Linked DNA regions of Homo sapiens: regions 2 and 3 are each linked to region 1. The links are chromatin contacts, found by Hi-C in ENCODE. All regions are on one chromosome and are shown on one strand. The core of a region is the stretch at or near the end of the contact, and the rest is flanking DNA. Distances in the headings are between cores, read along the strand shown. Region 1 has its middle 22 kb from the start of TRI-GAT1-1. Region 2 holds the start of AKAP17A (A-kinase anchoring protein 17A). Region 3 holds the start of ASMTL (acetylserotonin O-methyltransferase like).

The links. A loop is a pair of places that touch in the nucleus more often than their neighbours do. Pooled maps may share reads with other maps.
Region 2: a map of sigmoid colon shows a loop between it and region 1 (10-fold over the local background). The contact joins the promoter of AKAP17A here to the enhancer-like site in region 1. A Hi-C loop is called at or near these places in 1 of 168 maps with a recorded cell type or tissue (sigmoid colon) and 17 of 50 pooled maps.
Region 3: a loop to region 1 is called in a map of tibial artery, with 16 times the contacts of the local background. The contact joins the promoter of ASMTL here to the enhancer-like site in region 1. A Hi-C loop is called at or near these places in 2 of 168 maps with a recorded cell type or tissue (aorta and tibial artery) and 12 of 50 pooled maps.

The regions. Positions count from the first base shown.
Region 1 is chrX:3,813,757-3,818,157 of GRCh38, reverse strand. It overlaps the pseudogene LOC389906. Among named protein-coding and RNA genes, the nearest start is that of TRI-GAT1-1, 22 kb to the left of the region's middle. RefSeq lists silencers at 1,650-1,789, 2,080-2,559, 2,920-2,999, 3,430-3,599 and an enhancer at 3,200-3,249. Within about 2 kb of position 2,102, at least 36 of the 41 ENCODE cell types and tissues checked have a DNase peak (open chromatin) inside an H3K27ac peak, as active enhancers do; they include sigmoid colon and tibial artery, where a contact is called at or near this core.
Region 2 is chrX:1,589,137-1,593,251 of GRCh38, reverse strand. AKAP17A (A-kinase anchoring protein 17A) reads right to left here and starts at 1,648. Exons shown (of 5, transcript NM_005088.3): 1 at 1,483-1,648.
Region 3 is chrX:1,450,115-1,454,306 of GRCh38, reverse strand. It overlaps ASMTL (acetylserotonin O-methyltransferase like), which reads left to right and starts at 1,398. Exons shown (of 13, transcript NM_004192.4): 1 at 1,398-1,559. The coding sequence starts at 1,467.

The DNA.
Region 1 (4,401 bases), core at 853-3,352:
AGCAACATAAATGGAGCTGCGGGTCAATATCCTAAGTGAAATAACTCAAACAGAAAATCAAATACCACATGTCCTCGCTTATAAGTGGGAGTTAAAAAAAATGGGTACACATGGACCTATAGAATGACATTAACAGACACAGGACACCTTAAAAAGGGGGAAGGTGGGAGGGGATGAGGGTGGAAAAATTACCTATCTGGTATTATGTTCACTGTTTGGGGGTTAGAAGGCCAATCCCCACCGCTAGGCAATATATCCACGTAACAAACCTGCACCCTTATGCCCTGAATCTATTTGTTTTTCAACATTGACTTCCATGGTCACTATTTGTGAAATCACTCCTCATGAACCAGGACTTGCATGTTTTTTTGTTTCTCAGGTGAACTGTCACCCCTACAACTCAGCTTGCAACCAGCCCTGGCCACCAGTTTCCCCACACTGAGCTGAATATCGGACATGCCCATCTCAGACATTCCAGCCCATTCTGAAATTCCACATCGATTCACCTGACAAAGTCTGAAGTTCCAGGGCAATTTATCTGGAAAAGCTTACCTGGAATCACGTGTCATTTCAACCAACAACTGTTGAAGAGGACGTGGCATTAAAACCAAGGGTATCAATTATTTATAAGGGCTGTGTGCTGGTTGGTCCAAGCATCTCTCCTTCACGCCATCACTCCTTTCAAGAGCTGCCTCTGTTTTCTAATTTAGCACAGGAATTTAGATGCCCCTAAATAAGTAGGCATCCAGTATCTGCCCACACCAGTTTTAGTGAGAGTACATATGGAGACACTACCACCACCCCTGCTCTCCTACTGCATACCCCACCATGCCAAAGCATGGTGGCTCACACCTGTAATCCCAGTGCTTTGGGAGGCCAAAGAGGAGGAACACTTGAGATCAGAGGTCTGAGACGAGCCTGGGCAACATAGTGAAACCTCATTTCTACAAATAAGTTAAAATATATATATGTAGGGCATAGTGGCACACACCTGTGGTTTCAGCTTTTCAGCAAGCTGAGGCCGGAAGATCACTTGAGCCCAGGAGTTTGAGGATGCAGTGAGCTAGGATTATGCCACTGCACTGTAGCCTGGGCAGCGGAGAGACCCCATCTCTAAAAAGAGGAGAAGGAGGGAAAATACTTCTCCTTCTCAGACCCAAAGTAAAAAGGTTTCTGGTCTCACACTGACCAGAAAAACATTGATATTTACTTAAGCAATATTAAAAGGGTCACTGCTTTAGAACAGGATTAAAGAGAAAGTAAAATCAACATTGAGATAGGAGGACAGAGGCCATCAACTGAGTTCTGATCCCAATGAAGACGAGAAAAGGCTACAACTATCTAGGTTAAATATCTACTTGTCCTAGAAAAAGCCTTTTGGCAGCAACATAAAATTCATACCTCTTAGTTTTTAAATTCCTATGGATGCTGAAGCAAATAACCACAATTTGGGTGGCTGAAAGTAACAGAAGTTTATTCTTTCCAGTATTGGAAACCAGGAATCTGAGATCAAGTTGTGGGCAGGGCTGGACTCCCCCTGGAGGCTCTAGGGGGTGTTCCTTCCTGCCTCTTCCAGTTCTTGGTGGCTCCAGGTGACGCTGTCATAGGACAAAGGGCCCCGGGTGCCGACCTCCTCAGCCGCAGCGGGGCAGGGCCCTCCACAGGAGGTCGGCACCCGGGGCCCTTTGTCCTATGACAGCGTCACCTGGAGCCACCAAGAACTCCGCGCAGGGCTACCCCTGCGTCCTGGGTCTCCCCGGGGGGCGCTCGAGGAGGTGGAGCTTCCCCCGCAGCCCCGGGGAGTCTCCCCGACCGGCCAGGTGCCTTCCCTGGAAGGCTGACGGCTCCTCTAGGAGGCCGCCCTCCACCACTAGCACACACCACCCCCAGGACTGGGCCGCCCAATGTCACAAAACCTCCTGTGGGTCACCTCGCCTGGGGGACCTCGTGCGCCCTCCCAGGCAGCGACCGCAGGGACACGGGCCTCCATTTGCCCAGCGGCAGGGTTCTAGGCGTGGAATGTACACATTGCTCCCAGTTCGCCCGCCCCCTCCGGCTCGGAGCCCGAGAGCCGCCTGCTCTCATTTCAAATCGGATAATAGGGACGCTGAGAATAACTACGACCAGCACCGCGAAGGCGCCCCTCTCGTGGGTCAGAGGTCGGCGCCCCCGCTCCGCAAGCCCCCATCACCTGCCCGGGGACCCCCGGTGGCCTCAGGCCTCCAGGCCCACCCCGGAGCCCCCTATTGGCCCCTAGGCCCGCCCCGAGGCCTGCGGCGCAGCTTTGCCGACGGGGAGCGCCTGCAGGCCACAAGGCTGCACGAATGCCCCCGCCCGCCGCCCCGACCACCGTCCTGAGGCCAGCGGGGCCTCTCATCCGGCTGCAAGGGCTGTGCGGCTCCGCGGCTGCGTTTCCCGGCCCCAGCGGGAAGGCGACGGCGGAGCGGACTCCGAGCCCAGCCGAGCTGTGAGGGCCGACGGGAGGCGAGCCCGCCCCTCGGGTGCGCCCATGGTTTAGGCGAGAGCCGCGGCACCCGCTGCGGGCGCTACTGAGGGGCGTCTGGCTGCGGGTTCGGCGGCGGCGCCTCTCCGGCAAGAGCCCTTGGTCCATTGTGCGCTTCTCTCTTTTTTTTTGGAGACGGAGTCTTGCTCTGTCGCCCAGGCTGGAGTGCAGTGGCGCGATCTCGGCTCACTGCAAGCTCTGCCTCCCGGGTTCATGCCATTCTCCTGCCTCAACCTCCCGAGTAGCTGGGACCATAGGCGCCCGCCACCATGCCCGGCTAATTTTTTGTAGTTTTAGTAGAGACGGGGTTTCACCGTGTTAGCCAGGATGGTCTCGATCTCCTGACCTTGTGATCCGCCCGCCTGAGCCTCCCAAAGTGCTGGGATTACAGGCGTGAGCCACCGCGCCCTGCCTATTGTGCGCTTCTCAGGGAGGCTTCTGCCTCCAGGACCCAGCGGCTGCTGCGGCGGACGTCAGCCGCGTAACCCGTTCCCGCGCAGTGGCCCGCCGTTTCCGCCACCGCCATTGACCCGCCCCGGCCTGGTGCTGTGCATGTCATGGTGTCGGAAGGAAGTACGCCAATGGGGTAAAGGGGTCAGACGGCATTGACAGCCTCTGCGATGGCCCTGAGGCGGGACTAGGAGGACGTTCCCGGTAGCGATTGGACAGGATCTTTCGTAAGGGCGCCTGCGACACTGGAAGTAACGAGCAACTGGATTGGCTGCCTCCATCGCAAAGTGGGTGGGTCTTGCATCCTCGGGCCTAACGATTGGTCTTTCCAAGTGCGGGAAGCGGCAAGCATATGGTCTGGAAACATTTGGTATCGAGACGCTGCCAGCCATAACGTCCGTCTCCCGGGCCGGAGAGGCCCGTGACCGCCGCATACCCATGGTCTCTTGCTTCTCCTCGGGCATCTCTGGCCACGTCCGCACCAGCCCCCGAAAGGCCCGGCTCTTGGCCGCGCTGTCCTGGTGCGGCGGTGAGGGGAGGGGACCGGGGCCTCGGGGCGGGTGGCGGCCGTAGCGCGAGAGCCCTGTGCCTTGCGCTCAGAGGCTGAGCTGCGTGAGGGAGGCCAAGCCCCCGCGAGCGGCAGCCCCTGCCTTGCTAGTTCCCCAACACGCGAAAAAGGTAGATGAGAACTGGTGCGGGGATAGGTTTGGGTGGGGTTTACTTGGCACCACCCAATTTCTAAATCGGTCATATTTTCTGAGTAGTTCTACCAACAAAGGTCAAGCTGGAGCCAAGTGCTGTAATCCCAGCACTTTGGGAGGCCCAGGCGAGAGGATACATTGAGGCCAAGAGTTCGAGACCAGCCTGGGCAACATAGCAAGACTGTCTCTACAAAGTTTTTGATTTTTTTTTTCTTTTTTTTTTTTTTTGAGACGGAGTCTCCCTCTATCACCCAGGCTGGAGTGCAGTGGCACAATCTCGGCTCACTGCAACCTCTGCCTCCCGGGTTCAAGCGATTCTCCTGCCTCAGCCTCCCGAGTACCTGGGACTACAGGCGCCCTCTACCACGCCTGGTTAATTTTTGTATATATAGCAGAGACGGGGTTTCACCATGTTGGCCAGGCTGGTCTTTAACTCCTGACCTCAGTGATCTGCCTGCCTCGGCCTCCCAAAGTTCTGGGATTACAGGCATGAGCCACCGCACCCAGCCGCAAAAAGTTTTAAAATTACCTGGGCATGGTGGTGCGTGCTGGTAGACCCGACTACTTGGGAGACTGAGACGGGAGGATTGCTTGAGGCCAGGAATTTGAGACCAGCCTGGGCAACATAAGGAGACTCTGTATCTAGAAAACATATATATATTAGCTAGGTGTAGTGGTGTACGCCTGTGGTCCCAGCCACTCAGGAGGCTGAGGTAGGAGGATCGCTTGAGCCCAGGAGGTCCAGGA
Region 2 (4,115 bases), core at 399-2,898, 2.2 Mb after region 1:
AGTACACCAAAGGGGAAAGAGCCGAGCTGATAAAGAACAGGTTAGTGTCAAAGCCTCGGTCAGCACTGCCCGACACCCTACATCCAGCAGCCAGCAGCTCCCAAGGCCTGCAGAATAGGAAGCTGAGCACGACCAGGCCCCTCACACAGGTCAAGTAGGAACGGGGACGCTACAAACGCCTAGCTCCACGGGAAGGGGCAGAGAGACACTGGGGAAGGGAAGGGGCCAGGGAGAGCACAGCTGCAGGCATCTGGAAAGGTTTTGTGGAGGGGGCGGCGGCCCTGTACTTGCCCTGATAAAACAGGAAGTCTCGGGCTGCAACAACAATCCAGAACCATGAACCCTAGTAATCTCCACGAAGGCCAAACGTATCCCAGCTTTAACCCACTCAAAGCCAAAAAGTACAACGAACTTTCCACAAGTTAGGGGCCGGAGTCCCCCGTCTGCGCCTTCTTTCTCCGCCCACCTTCATTAACCCACCTCTTCCCTGCTGAGCTGACGGGCAGCCACTTCCTGACGGCCAAGTCCAAGTAGAGGAAGCTTCACTCGCAGAAACCCAACCATCTCAGGTGACCGCCTCCGGCCCGGCCGCCCACCCCATCAACCTGGAGGCTTCCTGCCAGGCCCAGGAGACGGCCTCCTCGCCCAAGCCCGAGGTGGGAGGTGCGAAAGAAGGGAGGGAGGGTGGAGAAGCGACCAGAAAAGGTCAGTGGGGCACCAGGGAGGGGCTCCAGTCTGGACAGAGACCAGTGAACCCTCCCCCAGAACCCAAGCGGCCCCAGCAACTTCACCACCGAGGAACCCTCCCCACTCTGGCCTCCAGCGCCCTCCGACCACCCCGGTACACCTGGCTGCCCAATCCCCAGTACGCGGCATTGCCCCTGGTATTCCCACCTACCGCAGCCCCCCAGCATGGCCTCAGGCTGCCGCTGGCACCCCTGGCAGGGCCCCACACATTCTCAGGCCCTTGGCCACTCGGTACCCTCAGCTCCTCAGTTCCCCGCTCCCCACCACCCTCCTGGATGAGCCCCAATACCCCAACCTACACAGCACCGCCCCAGCCTCCGAAAACCCCGGACAGCCCCTTGCTTCCCACTGTAGACCTAGGAGCGACCGCAGCGCCACGTCCCCTAGTCCCAGGCCTCCTAGTCTCCCGCCCATCCGATCCCCCGAGCTCCCAGCCCTCCGACACCGCTCCAGGCCTCAGCTCCTTCGGTGCAGTCCCAGGAACCGCTCCAGCCCCTACCCCTACTTCCAGGGACCCCCGGACCCCGACCGCAGACCTCCCCAGCCCCCGATTCCCCCGTACAGTTTCAGGCGCTCCCAGCCCCCCGGTGGCACCCCACGCCCCCCAACCCCAGCCCCGTCACCTCCGAGGCCCCTAGGCGCCGCCTCCCAAGCCCCGGCCCCCCGGGCCCGGCCCTAGGAGCGAAGCGTTCGCCGGCTGCAGCCAGGCCCGGGAGGCACGGGGGCGGCACTCACCTGCGCGGGGCTCCGCCTGCGTCCCAGGCCGCCGCCGCCGCTGGCCCAAGCTCCCGCCGTCCCTCGACGATCCCCGGACAGGCGCGGCCTCACCGCCGGGAGCCGCCACCGTCCCCCGGAGGCGCCTCCGACGCCGCCACCGCCGTCGCCGCCCGCCCTCTATGACGCATTTCCACTTCCGGCGCGCGGGCTCGCGGAAGAGGCCGCGCGGCAGCACCGGGTTTCTCCTTCTTGCCCTGGCTCCGCCCCCGGGAGGAGGGACTTCCGGGAGCCCGACCTTTTGCACTGCGCGTGCGCGAGTCCGCCCCGCCCCCATGGTGCCACCTGCCTGCGGGTAACCAGGGGAGGTACTTGGGCCAGGGTCTGTGGTCATAGCCCTTAAGCCAAACAGGAGGGGGGCCGGTGTGGGGTCTAAATTCCAATTGTAGAGTCAAATATATATAACAAAATTCTAAAATGTAATAGGATCCTATAACGGGATTCTATACTATACTTGCAAATTATGGGTAATATACTTGAATAATATAATTTATGTATAAATTAGATATCATATTCTATGACGTAATTATAGAATTACATATAAATTGCTAGTTAATTAACTATTAATTGAATGGTTAATAATTATTAATTGTATATTAATAATTATTAACGCATACCATTACATAATGTAATTATGAAATAATAAATGATAACTTACAATGGTATTATGAAATTAATAATAATTTATATTGCAATTATGAAATAAATGATCATTTCTAATTATAAGATAATTTATAATGTAATTATGAAATAAATATAATGTAATTTAAAAATAAATGATAATCTAATGTAATTATGAAGCAAATGCTATTGTATAATATAATCATAATTTATAATGTAATTTTGGAATAATAAATGATAATCTATAGTGTAATTATGAAATAAATGAAAATATATAATGTAATTCTGAAATGATCATTTATAATGTAATTATGAAATAATAAATGACAATTTATAATGTGATTACAAAATAATAAATGAGGCCAGGTGCGGTGGCTCACGTCTGTAATGCCAGCACTTTGGAGGGCCAAGGCGGGCAGATCACAAGGTCAGGAGTTCAAGACCAGCCTGGGGCCGGGCCCGGTGGCTCATGCCTGTAATCCCAGCACTTTGGGAGGCCGAGATGTGCGGATGATGAGGTCAGGAGATCGAGACCATCCTGGCTAACACGATGAAACCCCGTCTTTACTAAAATACAAAAAATAATCAGCCGGGCGTGGTGGTGGGCACCTGTAGTCCCAGCTACCAGCTACTCGGGAGGCTGTGGCAGGAGAATGGCGTGAACCTGGGAGGTGGGGCTTGCAGTGAGACCGTGCCACTGCACTCCAGCCTGGTTGACAGAGCGAGACTCCATGTCAAAACAAAACAAAAAAAAGACCAGCCTGGCCAGCATGGTGAAACCCCGTCTCTACTAAAAAGACAAAAAACTAGCCGGGTGTGGAGGTGGTTGCCTATAGTCCCAGCTACTCAGGAGGCTGAGGCAGGCCCGAGAATCACTTGAACCCAGGAGGCAGAGGTTGCAGTGAGCGAAGATGGCGCCACTGCACTCCATCCTGGGCAACAGAGCGAGACTCTGTCTCCAATAAATAAATAAATAAGTAATGATAATTTATAATGCATTATTCATTTTTTATTATAATTTATTGTTTATTAAGTATGCCATGCTCTATGTGAGAGGTACGTGCTTCTGACGTCCCAAATATGTCACAAGTCCCCAAACTGGATATCCAGGGTCAGATAATCAGAACAGAAATCTTGCATTGCTCAACATCAGCTATCAACAAAGGAGAAAGCCAACACACCAGGGGCCTGAGGAAGACGGAACATTCTGTGAACCCAGGCAGGCTTCAGAGGGGCCGGGCTGTGTAAGAGGGTTGCTATGCCTTCCATGTTTCTGTCCTTCCAAAACTCAAGTTCAAACTCAGTTCCCACTGCAAGAGTATTAGAGGTGGTGCTTTTAGGAGGTGGTTAGGTCATGAGTGGGATTTGTGCTCTTAGAAGACAGGCCCCAGAGAGCTCTCTCACCCCTTCCACCATGTGAGGACACAGCCAGAAGGAACCACCTGTGAACCAGCAAGCGGGTCCTCACTAGACACTGAACCTCCCACTCATTGATCTTGGACTCTCAGCCTCCAGAACCGTGAGACATAAAAGTCTGTGATTTAGGCCGGGTACAGTGGCTCATGCCTGTAATCCCAGCACTTTGGGAAGCCGAGGCGGGTGGATCACCTGAGGTCAGGAGTTTGAGACAATTGTGGCCAACATGGTGAAACCCTGTCTTTACTAAAAATACAAAAATTAGCTGGGCGTGGTGGTGCGCACCTGTAATCCCAGCTATTCAGGAGGCTGAGGCAGGAGAATTGCTTGAACCCGGGAGGTGGAGGTCGCAATGAGCCAAGATTGCGCCATTGCACTCCAGCCTGGATGACAAGAGGAAGACTCCATCTCAAAAGAAGGGGAGGGGAGGGGAAGGGAGGGGAATGGAGGGGAAGGGAGGGGAAGGGAGAGGAGGGGAGGGGAAGGGAGGGGAATGGAGGGGAAGGGAGGGGAATGGAGGGGAAGGGAGGGGAAGGGAGAGGAGGGGAGGGGAAGGG
Region 3 (4,192 bases), core at 149-2,648, 2.4 Mb after region 1:
GAAGGCACAGCCGGGCGTCCCCCACCTCACAGCGCCCGCCCTGGTCCCATCCCTGCGCCCCCAGCACCGCGCCCCCAGGGGGTCCCCACGCCGCGCCCATCACCACGCCCGCGCGGATCCCCAGTGTCCACGCCCCTCCCACAAGGACCCCCACCTTCTCCACGCCCCTCCCACCAGGCACGCGGGGACCCCCCCCCCACCCATCTCCCCGCCCTTCCCACCCGGCCCGCGGGGACCCCCATATCCATACCCCTCCGAGCATTCTCGCGGGGACCCTCATCTCCAAACCCCTCCCACCATCCCCGCGGGGATCCCCATCTCCACGCCCCTCCCACCAGGCCCGTGGACACCCCCATCTCCACGCCCCTCCCACCAGGCCCGTGGACACCCCCATCTCCACGCCCCTCCCACCAGGCCCGTGGACACCCCCATCTCCACGCCCCTCCCACCAGGCCCGTGGACACCCCCATCTCCACGCCCCTCCCACCAGGCCCGTGGACACCCCCATCTCCACGCCCCTCCCACCAGGCCCGTGGACACCCCCATCTCCACTCCCCTCCCACCAGGCACGAGGACATCCCCATCCCCACGCCACTCGCACCGGGTCCGCGGGGAACCCCCTATCTCTACCTTCCCCGACGCGGCTCCCACAAGACCCCCATCTCTGCGCCGGGCCCCTCCACGTGCGGGTAAGAACCCCCCACCCCCACAACTGCCCACAACCGCAGCTGCGGAAACCCAGCATTTCCACTCCCCACGCCGCGCCTGCAAGGAACCCCAAGTATCCACGCCAGCCTTTCCTCCCCGGGACCCCGCAGCTGCCTGCGCCATTGCAGGTCTTGGCGCCGCAGGCGGGGTGGGGAGGGGCGGGGCGAGCGCCGGGGGCGGGGACGGGGCCCGGGAGGCGGAGCTGGGGGCGGTGCTTCACCAAGCGGCCGGGGCGGTGCCCGGGGGGGAGGCGGGCGGGGGTGTGGCCTGGGCGTGGCCTCACGGGGAGCTCAATGGCGGCGTGGCATGGGCGTGGCCTGGCGGAGAGGGCAAGGAGGTGTGGCCTGGGCGTGGCCTGGCGGAGCGGTCAATGGCGGCGTGACATGGGCGTGGCCTGGCGGAGAGGGCAATGGAGGTGTGGCCTGGGCGTGGCCTGACGGAGAGGGCAATGGAGGCGTGGTCTGGGCGTGGTCTCAGGGGAGATCAATGGGGCGTGACATGGGCGTGGCCTGGTGGAGAGGGCAATGGAGGTGTGGCCTGGGCGAGGCCTGACGGAGTGTTCAATGGAGGCGTGGCCTGGGCGCGGTCTCGCGGGGAGGCCACTGAAGGCGCGGACTGGGCGTGGCCTCGCGGAGGCGGGCGGGGGCGTGGCCTCGCGGAGGCGGGACTCTGGCCGCCTGTTTTTTTTGCAGCCGCGCTGCGCGCACCGCGGGCTCCGGGCTCAGAAGTGCGGACGCCCGGCTCCCGGCGTGGACGCCATGGTGCTGTGCCCGGTGATTGGGAAGCTGCTGCACAAGCGCGTGGTGCTGGCCAGCGCCTCCCCACGCCGTCAGGAGATCCTCAGCAACGCGGTACGGCCTGGGCCTGGGCGGGGCAGGGGACCGGGGACGGAGGGGCTGAACCCCGGAGGGCCCAGCGACTCAGGAACTCTAGGGATAGGGATGGGAGAGTGACCCGAGACCCTTAGGGATGGGGGAGGGGAGAGTGTCCCGGGACCTCCAGGGATAGGGTTGGGGAGAGTGACCCGGAACCTCTAGGGATGGGGGAGGGGAGAGTAACCCGGAACCCCCTAGGCATGGGGGTGGGGAGTGACCTGGGTCCCCATAGGGATGGGGGAGGGGATCGTAACCCGGGACCCCTAGGAATGGGGAGGGTAGAGTGACCCAGGACCGCTAGGGATGGGGACAGCAGAGTGACCCCGGAGCCCCATGGATGGGGATGAGGAGAGTAACCCGGGACCCCCAGGCATGGGGATGGGGAGAGTAACCCGGGACCTCCAGGGTTGGGGATGGGGAGAGTAAGCCGAGACCCCCCCTAGGGATGGGGGTGGGGGAGTAACCCGGGACCCCTAGGGATGGGGGAGAGGAGAGTAACCCGGGACCCCCAGGCATGGGGATGGGGAGAGTAAGCCGAGACCCCCAGGAATGGGGTTGGGGAGAATAACCCGGGACCCCTAGGGATGGGGTTGGGGAGAGTGACCCAGGACCCCCTAGGGATGGGGGAGGGGAGAGTAACCCGGGACCCCCCTAGGGGTGGGGGAGGGGAGAGAAACCCGGGACACCTTAGGGATGGGGTTGGAGAGAGTAACCTGTAACCTGGGACCCCCTAGCGATGGGGGTGGGGAGAGTAACCCAGGACGCCCTAGGCATGTGGTTGGGGAGAGTGACCCGGGACCCCCTAGGGATGGGGAGGGAGGAGTGACCCAGGACCGCTAGGGATGGGGACAGCAGAGTGACCCCGGAGCCCCATGGATGGGGATGGGGAGAGTAACCCGGGACCCCCAGGCATGGGGATGGGGAGAGTAACCCGGGACCTCCAGGGTTGGGGATAGGGAGAGTAAGCCGAGACCCCCCTAGGGATGGGGGTGGGGAGAGTAACCCGGGACCCCTAGGGATGGGGGAGAGGAGAGTAACCCGGGACCCCTAGGAATGGGGAGGTCAAGTGACCCGGGACCCCCCTAGGGATGGGGGTGGGGAGAGTGACCCGAAACCCCTAGGCATGGGGTTGCAGGGAGTGACCCAGAACCCCCTAGGAATGGGGATGGGAGAGTAACCTGGGACCCCCTAGGGATGGGGGAGGGGAGAGTAAGCCGGGATCCCCCTAGGGATGGGGGTAGGGAGAGTAACCCGGGACCCAAAAGGATGAGGGAGGGGAGAGTGACCTGGAACCCCTAGGCATGGGGTTGGGGAGAGTGACCCAGGACCCCCTAGGGATGGGGGAGGGAAGGGTGACCCGGGACCCCCAAGGAATGGGGAGGGGAGAGTGACCCAGGACCACCTAGGGATGGGGAAGGGGAGAGTAACCCAGGACCCCCTAGGGATGGGGGTGGGGAGAGTAACCCAGGACGCCCTAGGCATGGGGTTGGGGAGAGTGACCTGGGACCCCCTTAGGGATGGGGAGGGAGGAGTGTCCCAGGACCCCCTAGGGATGGGGAGGGAGGAGTGTCCCAGGACCCCCTAGGAATGGGGAGGGGAGAGTGATCCAGGACCGCCTAGGGATGGGGGAGGGGAGAGTGATCCGGAATCCCTAGGTATGGGGGAGGGGAGAGTGACCCAGGACCCCCTAGGAATGGAGAAAGCAGAGTGACCCGGGACCCCTAGGGATGGGGGAGGGGAGAATAACCCAGGACCCCTAGGGATGGGGGAGGGGAGAGTGAGCCAGGACCCCCTAGGAATGGGGAGGGCAGAGTGACCCGGGACCCATAGGGATGGGGGAGGGCAGAGTGACCCGGGACCCCTAGGGATGGGGGAGGGGAGAGTGATCCAGTACCGCCTAGGGATGTGGGTGGGGAAAGTAACCTGGGACCCCTAGGGTTGGGGGAGGGGAGAGTAACCCGGGAACCCTAGGGATGGGGGAGGGGAGAGTAACCCAGAACCCCTAGGGATGGGGTTGGGGAGTGTGACCCGGAACCCCCTAGGGATGGGGGAGGGGAGAGTGACCCAGAACCCCTAGGGATGGGGGAGGGGAGAGTGACCCAGAACCCCTAGGGATGGGGGAGGGGAGAGTGACCCAGAGCCCCTAGGGATGGGGGAGGGGAGAGTGACCCAGGATGCCCTAGTGATGGGGGAGGGGAGTGTGATCCAGGACCTCCTAGGGATAAGGGAGGGGAGAGTAATCCAAGACCCCTAGGAATGGGGGAGGGGAGAGTAACCCGGGACCCCCTAGGGGTGGGGGAGGGGAGTGACCTGGGACCCCTAGGGATTGGGGAGGTGAGTGACTCAGGACTTCTAGGGATGGAGTGGGCCCTGTGACTGATGGTTGGACTTTGTAGCTGGGGTATGGGAAGTGTTTCCTGGTGCCCCCATGAGGATCTTATTCCGGGTGGTAGGACGCCTAGGTAGTGGGTGTCTGCCTCTCTCTGGAGCCCTAATCACATGGAGGAGACGGTCTAGTGATGAAGGGATAGTTACTTGTGATGGGGGGTAGTTACTGGTGACAGGCGGATAGTTATAGGTGATGTGGGATAGTTACTGGTAATGGGGTG